2 separate regions of the Mus musculus genome follow, and region 2 is linked to region 1. Evidence: chromatin contacts called from ENCODE Hi-C or POLR2A ChIA-PET data. All regions are on one chromosome and are shown on one strand. The core of a region is the stretch at or near the end of the contact, and the rest is flanking DNA. Distances in the headings are between cores, read along the strand shown.

Evidence for each region. A loop is a pair of places that touch in the nucleus more often than their neighbours do. ChIA-PET counts read pairs that join two places held with the same protein, here RNA polymerase II (POLR2A).
Region 2: a map of left cerebral cortex shows a loop between it and region 1 (6-fold over the local background). The contact joins the promoter of Mapk8ip2 here to the promoter of Shank3 in region 1. A Hi-C loop is called at or near these places in 5 of 37 maps with a recorded cell type or tissue (gastrocnemius, heart and left cerebral cortex). POLR2A ChIA-PET finds 5 or more read pairs at or near these places in 1 of 5 experiments (embryonic stem cell).

The regions. Positions count from the first base shown.
Region 1 is chr15:89,496,854-89,502,097 of GRCm38, forward strand. Shank3 (SH3 and multiple ankyrin repeat domains 3) reads left to right here and starts at 2,755. Exons shown (of 22, transcript NM_021423.4): 1 at 2,755-3,066; 2 at 3,362-3,565; 3 at 4,551-4,622. The coding sequence starts at 2,779.
Region 2 is chr15:89,451,701-89,456,944 of GRCm38, forward strand. Mapk8ip2 (mitogen-activated protein kinase 8 interacting protein 2) reads left to right here and starts at 2,211. Exons shown (of 12, transcript NM_021921.3): 1 at 2,211-2,585; 2 at 3,484-3,589; 3 at 4,825-5,103; 4 at 5,220-5,244. The coding sequence starts at 2,521.

The DNA of each region.
Region 1 (5,244 bases), core at 1,505-4,004:
CCCTGCACTCGTTACAAATCTTTCTCCACCCCCAAGTCTTTTGAAGCTGTGTAACCGAAAGTGCACCAGGAGGAGGGGAAGAAGTGTGTGGCTAGCCAAAATAAGATCTTTCCAGAATTTTGGCCCTGGTGAAAGGAAGGAATAAGCAAACCACCCTGGCATTTGAAGGTAGGGCCAAGGCAGTGTCCTGTCACCTTCCCTGGGAGATAGGGGGTCAGATGGGCCTGAGGGAGGGCAGCTGGGGCTGCTCAAGTGGCTTGGGAGAGGTAAGGAGGAACCTGAAGTTATCCTCAACAAAATAATTGCTAAAACACCTCTATCCTATTAATTAGCTCTCCAGGAACCCATTGGGAAAGACACCCATGTGTTTCTGGGCATTGTTACTGTTGTTGTTTAGCAGGGAGCAGGCTGGGGCACTGTGAGATTCACTAAGAGTGGGCCAGGCACTGTGCAGGCCACAGGCTTGATGTCACCCTGGGAGTGTGAAGGCTAGTTGGGGCCAGAGATGGGGGTCAGTCTGCAGGTAGCTGGTTAAAAAAAATACTTTCTCCCCCCAAAGCTTGGCAACAAAGATCAAACATAATTAGATTCACTCAGCAAGGGAGGTCAGGGGAGGCTTAAGGGCTCCCACGAGGTCCAGTTTGGGATAGTAAGCCTGAAAGGGTAAGACCCAGGGCTCTGGGTCCATTCAGGTCAAGGACATGTCTACAGAGTGCCCAAGGCTGGCCAGCTGCCTGATTGAGGACATGGGATTCCTCCACTCCTGTCTTATCACTGGTGATCTCTAGCCATCATTTTCCACCAGCAGGCAGCTAGTTTAGGGGAAAGGGGAGCTGGAAATAAAAGATGGGTGGAGATTTTGATGGGAGGGACTGGGTTTAGCCAGAGGGAGTTGGGGCAGGGGTCAAGGCGGAGAGGAAAGAGGCAAGGGAGGAAGATGTTAGAGACTCCAGGGTCAGGAAGCAGAGTTTCCTCTCTGGGTTGGAACACAGGAAACCCAGCCCCGAGCTTCCCAAGGTGCTTCCTGGAGATAAGGGAGACTCTTTCCTCTCCTGCTCCTCTGACATCCTGCCCTAAGCCCTAGGGTACCCTAAGTTGCACCACTCAGGCACACCTTGGGAGGGGCTTGGAGGTCAGAGCCTACTGGGGCTTCACTTCCCCAAGCACGGAGGGGTCCACCCAGGCTTGAGGGTAGCAGGGAACAGACGTACAGAGGCACTGGAGACTCAGCTCTGCCGGGTAAGCGGGTTTTTTAAGGGAGGTTCTTTAGGGAGAAGGCTCTCCCTCAAGGGGTAGGGATGTGGGAGTGAGCCAGGTGGTCCATGGAGGACAATGCTGTGTGGTTGCGATTGGTCAGAGAGCCCTATATGGAGTCATGAAACATTTTGGGAAAGTGGAGGATCCGTGGGGGAGTGCAGGCTGTTCTGGGGGGGGGCAGTCTAAGCCAATCACTGTTCTGTGTGGGGTGAGGGCATTTCTGAGGTGACCCAGGTGGTCAGGGGGTGGGATCTGGGGAGGCTCTATCGTGTATAGGACCAGGGTAGTCCAGGGTTATTCCTGGGATGCGCAGGAATAGCCAGTTTTGTGGGCGATCCAGGGTTGCTCACGGAGAAGGTAGGAGAGGCTGTGGCTAAGGGGATGCTTTCTGCCACTGGCAGAGTTCCCGGCCAGGCTGCTCCACAAAAGCTGTCCAGTTTGTGCCGCCACCGATGAGTGGCTCTCTGGGGCCTTTAGGGGGTGAGGTGTAAGTCTAGGTATGCGGGAGAGTGCAGTGGAAGGCAGTAGACACTACCGAGTAGGGCAATTCATCCATTCAGGGGCTACACCTTTCTGGGCCTTGGGAGCTAGGCCCCCGTGCGTTGGGCACTTCCGAGGCAGCGCCGGGCTAAGGCTGGCACGCCACGCGGGCGGCGCCTGAGTTGGTTCACTCGCAGCGCTCCCCTCCCCGCCCACTCGTCACCCCCTCCCGCGTTGCCACGACAACGTGTGAAACTAAAATTCAGTTCCCCGCCGCAGGTGGAGACTAGTGGCGCCCCCTCCCCTAAGCCTTTCCTCGTAGGTCGCGCCCCCAGCCTGCTGTCGCTAAGGTGACGGGGAGGGGGCGACCAGCTGCAAGGTTGGGCTACCCAAGGTGCGGGAGGCCCGCAGAGTCCGGACAGACTCCCCAAACTCGGTTGTGGTGGGGGCCGAGAGGAACACCCTGGGCGCGGTTAGAAGGGTTGGTCTGGGGGGAGCTCCCGTGGACTGCAGCTCCGCCCTGCTCGCGCCTGGGGTTTGCAGCCCTCCGACTCCCACCCAGCACCGTGCTCGGGTGACCCCACCACCTCCTTGGGGTCTGGAGTGGGGTCGGCAGACTGGGGAGATTTCCACCCCGGGTCACCAATTTTCCTGCTTGTCTCTCCCTCTCAGTCGGCCTGTGGGTCCTCTTGCCCCGACGCGTTCCCCACCCAGCTCTAGAACCCTCCGTCACCCCAGTACGGTGGTCTGCGACGCTCGCCTGCAGCGGAAGCGCGGCGTGCCATCCCCCCGCTGTGTCAGCCACTCCCCCTCGACAGCCAACCCCCCCCCTCTTCGGCGCGGGCCCCCGGCCCCCGCCCTCTGCACCACACGCCCACGCCGCCCCGACCCCGCGGGGGACCCCAGTTTCCCGGCCCCGGGCTTCCCATCCCCGCCTCCGGCGCGGCCCCCTCCCCGCCTCCGCTCCGCTCCGGGCTCGGGCCCCCTCCCCCCGCCGCCCCCGCCCCCGGGGAAGGCAGGCGCCGCTCGAAGCCGGGGCCGATGCAGCTAAACCGTGCCGCCGTCGCCGCCGCCGCTGCGCCTGCGGAGCCCCCGGAGCCGCTGTCCCCCGCGCTGGCCCCGGCCCCGGCCCCCCCCGGCCCCCTCCCGCGTAGCGCGGTCGGCGGGGCTCTTGCGGGGGGTCAGGGGGGGCCAGGGCGCCGCGCGGAGTCCCCGTGCGCTCCTCTCTCCGCCGGGAACAGTCCGGGCCCGGGCGCTAGCACCGGGATGGACGGCCCCGGGGCCAGCGCCGTGGTCGTGCGCGTCGGCATCCCGGACCTGCAACAAACGGTGAGCCTTTGCGATCTCGCCGTACCCCTGTGTGGCCCGCTAGCGGTGACCCCCGCCGGGCGCGCCCTGCGCCAGGACCCCCGGCCGTGGCCACTCGCCCCTCCCCCGCCGCCTCCGCGGGACCCTCCCCATCGCCGGGGCGGGGCCCTGGAAGCCCAGCCCCGGGGCGGGGCCTCGGCCTCTGCGCGGTGGCGCGGGGTCCCTGCTCTCGCTCCCCAACTAGCCCTCCAAAGCGGGGCCCGGGGCGCGGGGCCCTGCGCCCGCAGGTCCGGGCTCACGACTCGCTCCGCTGCAGAAGTGCCTGCGTCTGGACCCAACCGCGCCCGTGTGGGCCGCCAAGCAGCGTGTGCTCTGCGCCCTCAATCATAGCCTTCAAGACGCGCTCAACTACGGGCTATTCCAGCCTCCCTCCCGGGGTCGCGCCGGCAAGTTCCTGGATGAAGAGCGGCTCTTACAGGACTACCCGCCTAACCTGGACACGCCCCTGCCCTATCTGGAGGTGCTGGGCCGACTGGGGTGGGGGTGGAATGGAGCGCTCAGGGTGTGATCTTTGAGCTCCGTGGCTGGAGCAGTAGAAGGGCAGGCCGGGAGGAGTTGGCGACAGGCGCGGTGGGGGGCTGTGTGCAGCCTGAGCAGTGTGCTGAGAGACCGAGGTGGGTACACCTCGAGTGCAGTGGGCAGGGTGAAGTGCAAGCTGCCTGTGTGGTAAGTGGTGTGTTGCAGCTTAAGCATGGAGAAACAGTGTGAGCGCCGTGTGTAGAGCGCTTGCAGCGAGCAATCTGGACAGCACACAATGAGCACATGCATGCCACACATGCACTGCACTCGGGGCGTGTGTGTGGTGCGAGCGGTTTAAGAGTGAGTGCGTTAGGGGTCATGTGGTGCGAACAGTGTCACTTGTGTGCACATTTGCCTCCTCTTGCCACTCACTCCCATGTCTTCTGAGGTTAGCCCAAAATAATATTAACACCATTTGTGACATATAAAGGTGATTTGAGTGCCATTCCATAGGGACGGAGACCTAGTCTCAATAGGAAGGGCTCGTCCTGTGTGTGTGTGTGTGTGTGTGTGTGTGTATACACCAAGGTCAAAGTTGGTCTGACCCTCATGGAATTTCCACCAGGAATTGGGTTATTTCTACTTGGAGTGGAAGTGTCTAGGAGAAGCTTAGTTTCAGATCTTGGGAGAGCAGTAGAGTTTTCCAGGTCCCAGTGGTGGAAATGAAGCTGACTTGAGCTGTGGGCCCACCAGGCCATTAGTTGGCCAAGTACTTCTCTGGACTGCCCATCGTTTCTGGGTAGTAGGTGGTCAGTAGCTGTCACTTCATTTCTGTCCACTCTGTACGTGTGTGTCTGGGACTTGCATGGCTGTGCGGGAGTGACACTGTGGGCAGGAGGGAGGCAAGCAGCCCGAGGTGGTAGCCACCTCTTGCTCACATGGGCCTGTGTGGTAGTCTTCTCCCCACCTTTTCTTTATCTGAGCAGTTCCGATACAAGCGGAGAGTTTATGCCCAGAACCTCATAGATGACAAGCAGTTTGCAAAGCTACACACAAAGGTAAGGAGGCAGTCCCTGGAGGGGACTCCCCATGGCCACTGACTGTCCCCATGCTGGCTTGACCCAGCCTGCTTTTCCCCCCAAGTTGATTTCAGGGCCTGAGCTGGAGCTGGGCATGCTGGGTGGGCACAGGCTCCATGCCCATGGCTGGTCCAGTGATAGGTTGCAGCTTAATCAGATATTGGCTGGTGTAGGGGTGAGAGCCTTGTTAGAAGCTTGGGGGCTGGGGGGGGGGCAGGGCAGGGAAGCCAATAAGCATCCAATGTGTTGGCTCTGAGAGGGCAAGAAGTTCTCTATATAAGGAACACAAAATTAGGTAGCTCATGAATTCTCTTCCAGGAGGGATTTGCTACACATTTTACAGGTGAGGCAGAGGGCTTGAGTCACCTGCTGTGACTGCCCGGTGAAGCTGGCTCAGATCTGTCTGACTAGGTAGGCCCTGTGGCCTGGGTACACTTAACCTGTATAGTGTCTTTGCATCTGGGACCTACTCCCAGATATAGAGTATAGGGCCTGACTCTATTCACTTTCTTTTTGAGGGGGTACTAAACCCCTCCTGGGTGTCCAGGGGGCAAGGTGGGTGTCACAGCCCCTTTCCAACTCCCCCAGTTCTGTGGATCAA
Region 2 (5,244 bases), core at 961-3,460, 46 kb before region 1:
TAGCCTGAAAACTTAGCTTTCCCCACCTCAGCATAGTAAGAGCTGGGATTACAGGCAATGCACCACCGTAGTTGGTTCTGAGACAGTATTTAAAGTGTGTATATATATAACGGGAAAGTGTGTATATATATGTTTTTTTGAGACAGGGTTTCTCTGTATAGCCCTGGCTGTCCTGGAACTCATTTTGTAGACCAGGCTAGCCTCGAACTCAGAAATCCGCCTGCCTCTGCCTCCCGGGTGCTGGGATTAAAGGCATGCGCCAACACGCACAGCGGGAAAGTATATTCTTAAGAGGTAATGTTTGTCAGATTCTTTTCACTAATGAAATAGAGATTCATGTAATTAAGACCAGTGAGCCTCAGGCAGAGAAGACATGTTAAATAAATCTACACGAAGATACACTGGATTGAAGCCTCAGAACACCAGCAATGGAGATGTTCTGCGTGCAGCTGAAGAAGACAGGGACTTGTCAGTGTTGCAGTAGCAATGGATGTTGAGGCAAGAGGGAACGTTAACATTAAAACAGTGAAGTTGGGAAACATTGAGCATGATAGATAAGAGGGCTCCAAGCCAATGCCAGCCGGTCAGGAGGCTCTCTCAAAGTCTGCTCCGGTAAGAAAGGTATGCGAGTCACTGCTACCCTCTCATACATCATTTCTCTCTCTCTCTCTCTCTCTGTGTGTGTGTGTGTGTGTGTGTGTGTGTGTGTTCACTCTGCAGCCCTGGCTGGCCTTGAACTCACTATGTAGTCTAAGCTTACAGAGAACCACTTGCTTCTGCTTTCTGCATGCCAGGATTAAAGACAGGAGCCACTATGCCCGACTGTGCATTTAGAAGGATAGATGTTAAGTGATTGTTAATAAATCACTGTGCCCGGGGTTTATGTGTGTCACAGGACCTTTATTCAGATGGAGAAACTGAGTTCTGGTGCATTGAATAATTGCCTCATGTTCGGAACGTTGGTGGCTAAATGAAGATGGGTAACCACTCTTAGATCTTAAGTCTGGAGAATCTGTGCTCTTGGAGCCAACGAGAAACCCCACAGGAGAAGTGGGAGGTAACCCCTCCCGGGGTTGTCTATGCTTTTGGAATCTGGGTGTGATCATTTGATAAGAGAGAGGCTTGTGTGGGGTTATAGTCTGAGATGAGTTCAGGGTTGTACAATTCCAGTGAATTCCGAGAAAGCCTGGAGAAGTCACACTCGTTGGCAATTCAGAAATTAAGAAACTGGTTGAGCAGGGTGTCTCACCTGACTATCTGAGTCCCTTCTGCTCTGTGATTTCCAGCCGTAACACTCTAGTGTCTCTTTCTTCCTTCAAAACTTAATTCCAGTGTGAGGCTCCCTACCCCTTCTTCTCTAGCTTGTCCATCACTACTTTGATCTTCTGCCTCACTTCACAATTGGCTCCATTTCTGCCCTGCCTCTCTACACAGAACTTCTTAGTAAGCCTATGCCTCAACTTGGAGGTTTTCCATACTCAAAACAGAGCCAAGAGCATAGGTGGCCCCAAGAAACAGCTGCTCAGTTGATGAACATAGCCTCAACTTCTAGTGTCCACCACTATCTCTGCCCAGGATCTTCAAGTCTGTACCACACAGAGAAAGTTCAATGTTGGCTTCTGAATGCTGGACTCTGATTCCAGACCTCTTCACATCCTTTGAGACAGAGTCACTGTCCCGGTTCCATTAGCACTGTCAGGATAATAGCTGGAGTCAGCAAATCTTAAGGAGAAGTTTCTTTTGACCTCATCAGCACCCAGTGGAGAACAGCTCCGACGAGCTCTGATCAGCACCCTCGGGTGGACAGCTCCCTCTGCCACCCGTTAGGAAGTCTAGCGGGTTAGTAGGTCTAGCGCGGGTTAGGAGGTCTGGGTGGGTTAGGAGGTCTGGTGGATTAGGAGGTCTGGTGGGTTAGGAGGTCTGGTGGGTTCCTGACCAACTCTGCTTTTCGAATTTGCCGGGGCATGAACGCTGTTCCTAAGTCCTCGCCCATCACCCCTCCACGAGCAGTCCACCTCCCAGGAGCACTGCACACCGCTGTAACCAGAGGCGCGCATTCCCGGGCCGCGTTGGTCCTGGCTCCTGGGTCTACCGCACCCATTTCCCCCGCACCTCTCTCGGCTCCTGCAGAAACCTTTGGTCTACCAGCGTGTCTCTGCTTCCACCTATCCCTTCTCGCCTATTCCACGCTAGGACCACGCAAGCCGCCCGCCAGCTCTCCCGACCAGAATCTCACCACCACCGCTACCACCACCACCTCGCATCCCGCATCCTTTCTCGGCTCGACCCCCATTCCTCCGCCCCCACCTCAGGCCCCGCCCTGCGCCACTCCCTCCCCTCACCCCTGCGGCGCGGCTTGCTGCCGCGGTGTCCTGGCAGGGCGCTGAGGTGTGTCGCCGACGGGTGTCGCAGGGCGTGTCACGAGGTGAGTGGGGAGACAGAGGCCGCGAGCCTGAGCACCAAGGGCGCGCGGTGCTCCTCACCCCTCCCCCTCGCTGCCGGCCGGCGGTTCCAGGGAAGATGGCGGATCGCGCGGAGATGTTTTCTCTCTCCACCTTTCACTCGCTGTCGCCTCCCGGCTGCAGGTACGCATTCGGCGGGTCTCATCTTCACGTAGGTCTCTTCGGCCTGCCACTCCACCCCATCGACTTCAACTACCCAGGCCAGGGCGCCTCCTTGGTTTGCAGGCCTCTGACTGATGCTCCCATCCCCCACCCTGGGCTCCGGGTCCTTCGGTGTTTGCTCCTTGTCGCGCAGACCCAATGGCAACCCCCCCCCTTTCCCACCCCCACACAGAGATACACATTCACTTTTCTTGTTGGGATACCGAACCGCACCCAGCCAGGACCGATGACCTAGCAAGGGTGCGGTCTCTCGATTGACCCTTTGAGGGATTTTAGGCAGGGTGTTCAGCACCTAGTCTGTTCCTGCCAGTGTCCTTTTGGCCTTGTTATGCCTCCTTCCATAAAGGCTAGGGCCTTGCCCCTAGCCCTCTTCCCTCCCAACCCCCCCTCCCCCCAGGACGGCAGAGAGTGAAATCAAGCTTGAAGCTCTGGGGGTGAGATGGGGAAGTTGGGATTGGAGGGGCTGGATGTTTGGATGTAGGCCTGTTTCTGTGTAGGAGTGGATGGGGAACAGCTGGACCCCTCCCTCTCCTGTTGTCGCAGCTCCCCCCCCTCCCCCCCCCCCCCCCCGTTGGTTCAAGGTATCTCCCCTGAGGCTGAAGCTGTGACCCACAGGGGCTGGGAGCTGAGCTGAAAAGGAGTGGGAGGGGTTTGTGGAGGGATGCCTCCTCTGGGCTCATTCCCTGTGGTGGAGGAGGGGACCCAGGGGAGAGCAGTGCCTGGGGTCAAAAAACGACACGGCTTTAGCATGGGAGCTGGGGGCCCTGGGAGCTGGACCTTTCCCACCAATGTCCTCAGGATCAGCTCTCAGGCCAGGAGCCTAGGTCAGGTGGCCTTCTGACCCTGGCCTCCTCTTCAGGCCTCCCCAGGACATAAGCCTGGAAGAATTTGATGATGAAGACCTGTCTGAGATCACGGACGACTGTGGCCTGGGCCTTAGCTACGACTCGGACCACTGTGAGAAGGTGGGGAAAGGGGCTGGGTGTGTAGGGTCTGAGTATGGAGGAGGTTCACACAGGCTCAGCCTCCCTAGCATGCTTGTGGGTTTAGGGAGTCTTGAGTTCAGCTGCTGTGCAAAAAATCCTCTGCTCTTGCTGATGGCCCCTTGGTGCCAGTCTTCTTTCCTAACACGCCGTAGGCCCTTCAGAGGCTCTTATTTGGCAGATCTACCCAGCATAGTGCCACAAGAGGAGGTGTGCCTGGGTGCTCCTTCTTTAGATCACTCCCCACAAAGCTCTAAACCCTCCATTTTCTCCCAAAACTCAACCTCTGTGGCCTCTCTAGCTCATCTCCCTTTAAAATCTTTCCCTTTCAGCCCTTCTGTCTATATGTTTCCATTTCTGCTTGTTTTGAGGAAATGCCATGTGTCAAGTGGGGGGGGGGGTGCTTTACAGGCATTGAGCAGAGCCAGATAGCAGCCCCACCCCACCAACTCTCAGTTTAGGGGGGGAAGGAGGGAGGGGGCGGGAGGGTGAATATAAGTGAGAGATAGTGATCACTAGTATGCCAGTGGCCCCGTTCCAACTGGACACAGAGTGTGATGATGGGGACGGGAATCCAGTCCAGACGGAGGGAACCAGGAAAACTTCCCAGAGGAAATTTTAAGTCACAGAACCCCGAGGTTAGCAGGAACCAGGCAGATGGGTTTAGGTAGGAGGGTGTGGAAGAAAGGAATTGCTGGCAGAAGGACTGGCTATGCCAAAGACCCCGGGGTTGGTACAGACTTGGTGAATCACCAGCGCTCCATGTTGATGCATTCTTCTGTTACATCTTATTGATGATGTTCCCATGGGAGTACGCCAGTGCAGTGTGGATGCGACCCTGTTCTGGTGGTCTTACAGTCTGGTGTGTAAGTCAGGAGCTGTGAACTGATAAAATGCTACAAAGGCAGCAGGCTGGCGGTGTACACATGATGGGGTCTGGGGATGAATAAAACTGGGAGGTCAGTTGGGGTTACTCTGAGAATGTCTCCAAAATTTGGGCCCTTCCCAGAAGTACAGTGATCAATCTGTGTCTTAAGCAGCTTTTTTGTTTATTTGGTTTTTTTTTGTTTTGTTTTTGTTTTTAATCAAACAAACCTCGCTCTGATGATGGGGTACAGTGAACTGGAAGGTACTCTTCAATTTCCTGCTTCCTCCTCTTCTACTGCCGGGGACTCCAGGTGATTGCTGTACTCTGTCTTGTCCCCTCCTTCCTGCAGGACAGTCTCTCTCTGGGCCGCTCGGAGCAGCCACACCCTATTTGTTCCTTCCAAGATGATTTCCAGGAGTTTGAGATGATCGACGACAACGAGGAGGAGGACGATGAGGAGGAGGAGGAAGAGGAGGAAGAGGAGGAAGATGGAGATAGGCAGGGCAAAGCAGGGGGAGGGCCTGGTTCACAGGCACTTGCTGGAGACTCCCTTATTCCCTCTCCTTCCCTAGAAGAGTCCCACAAGCTCCGACCCACCACTCTCCATCTGACTACACTTGGAGCACAGGTGAGCTTTCTGAGACATATAATACTCCAGTTGAGTTTGGAGCCTCTGTAGCAGGTTCTTCCTTCTCTCTGTTGATGGAGTGGTCCTCAGCTATACTGATTTGTCATCCTACCTAGGACTCTCTGAATAACAACAACGGAG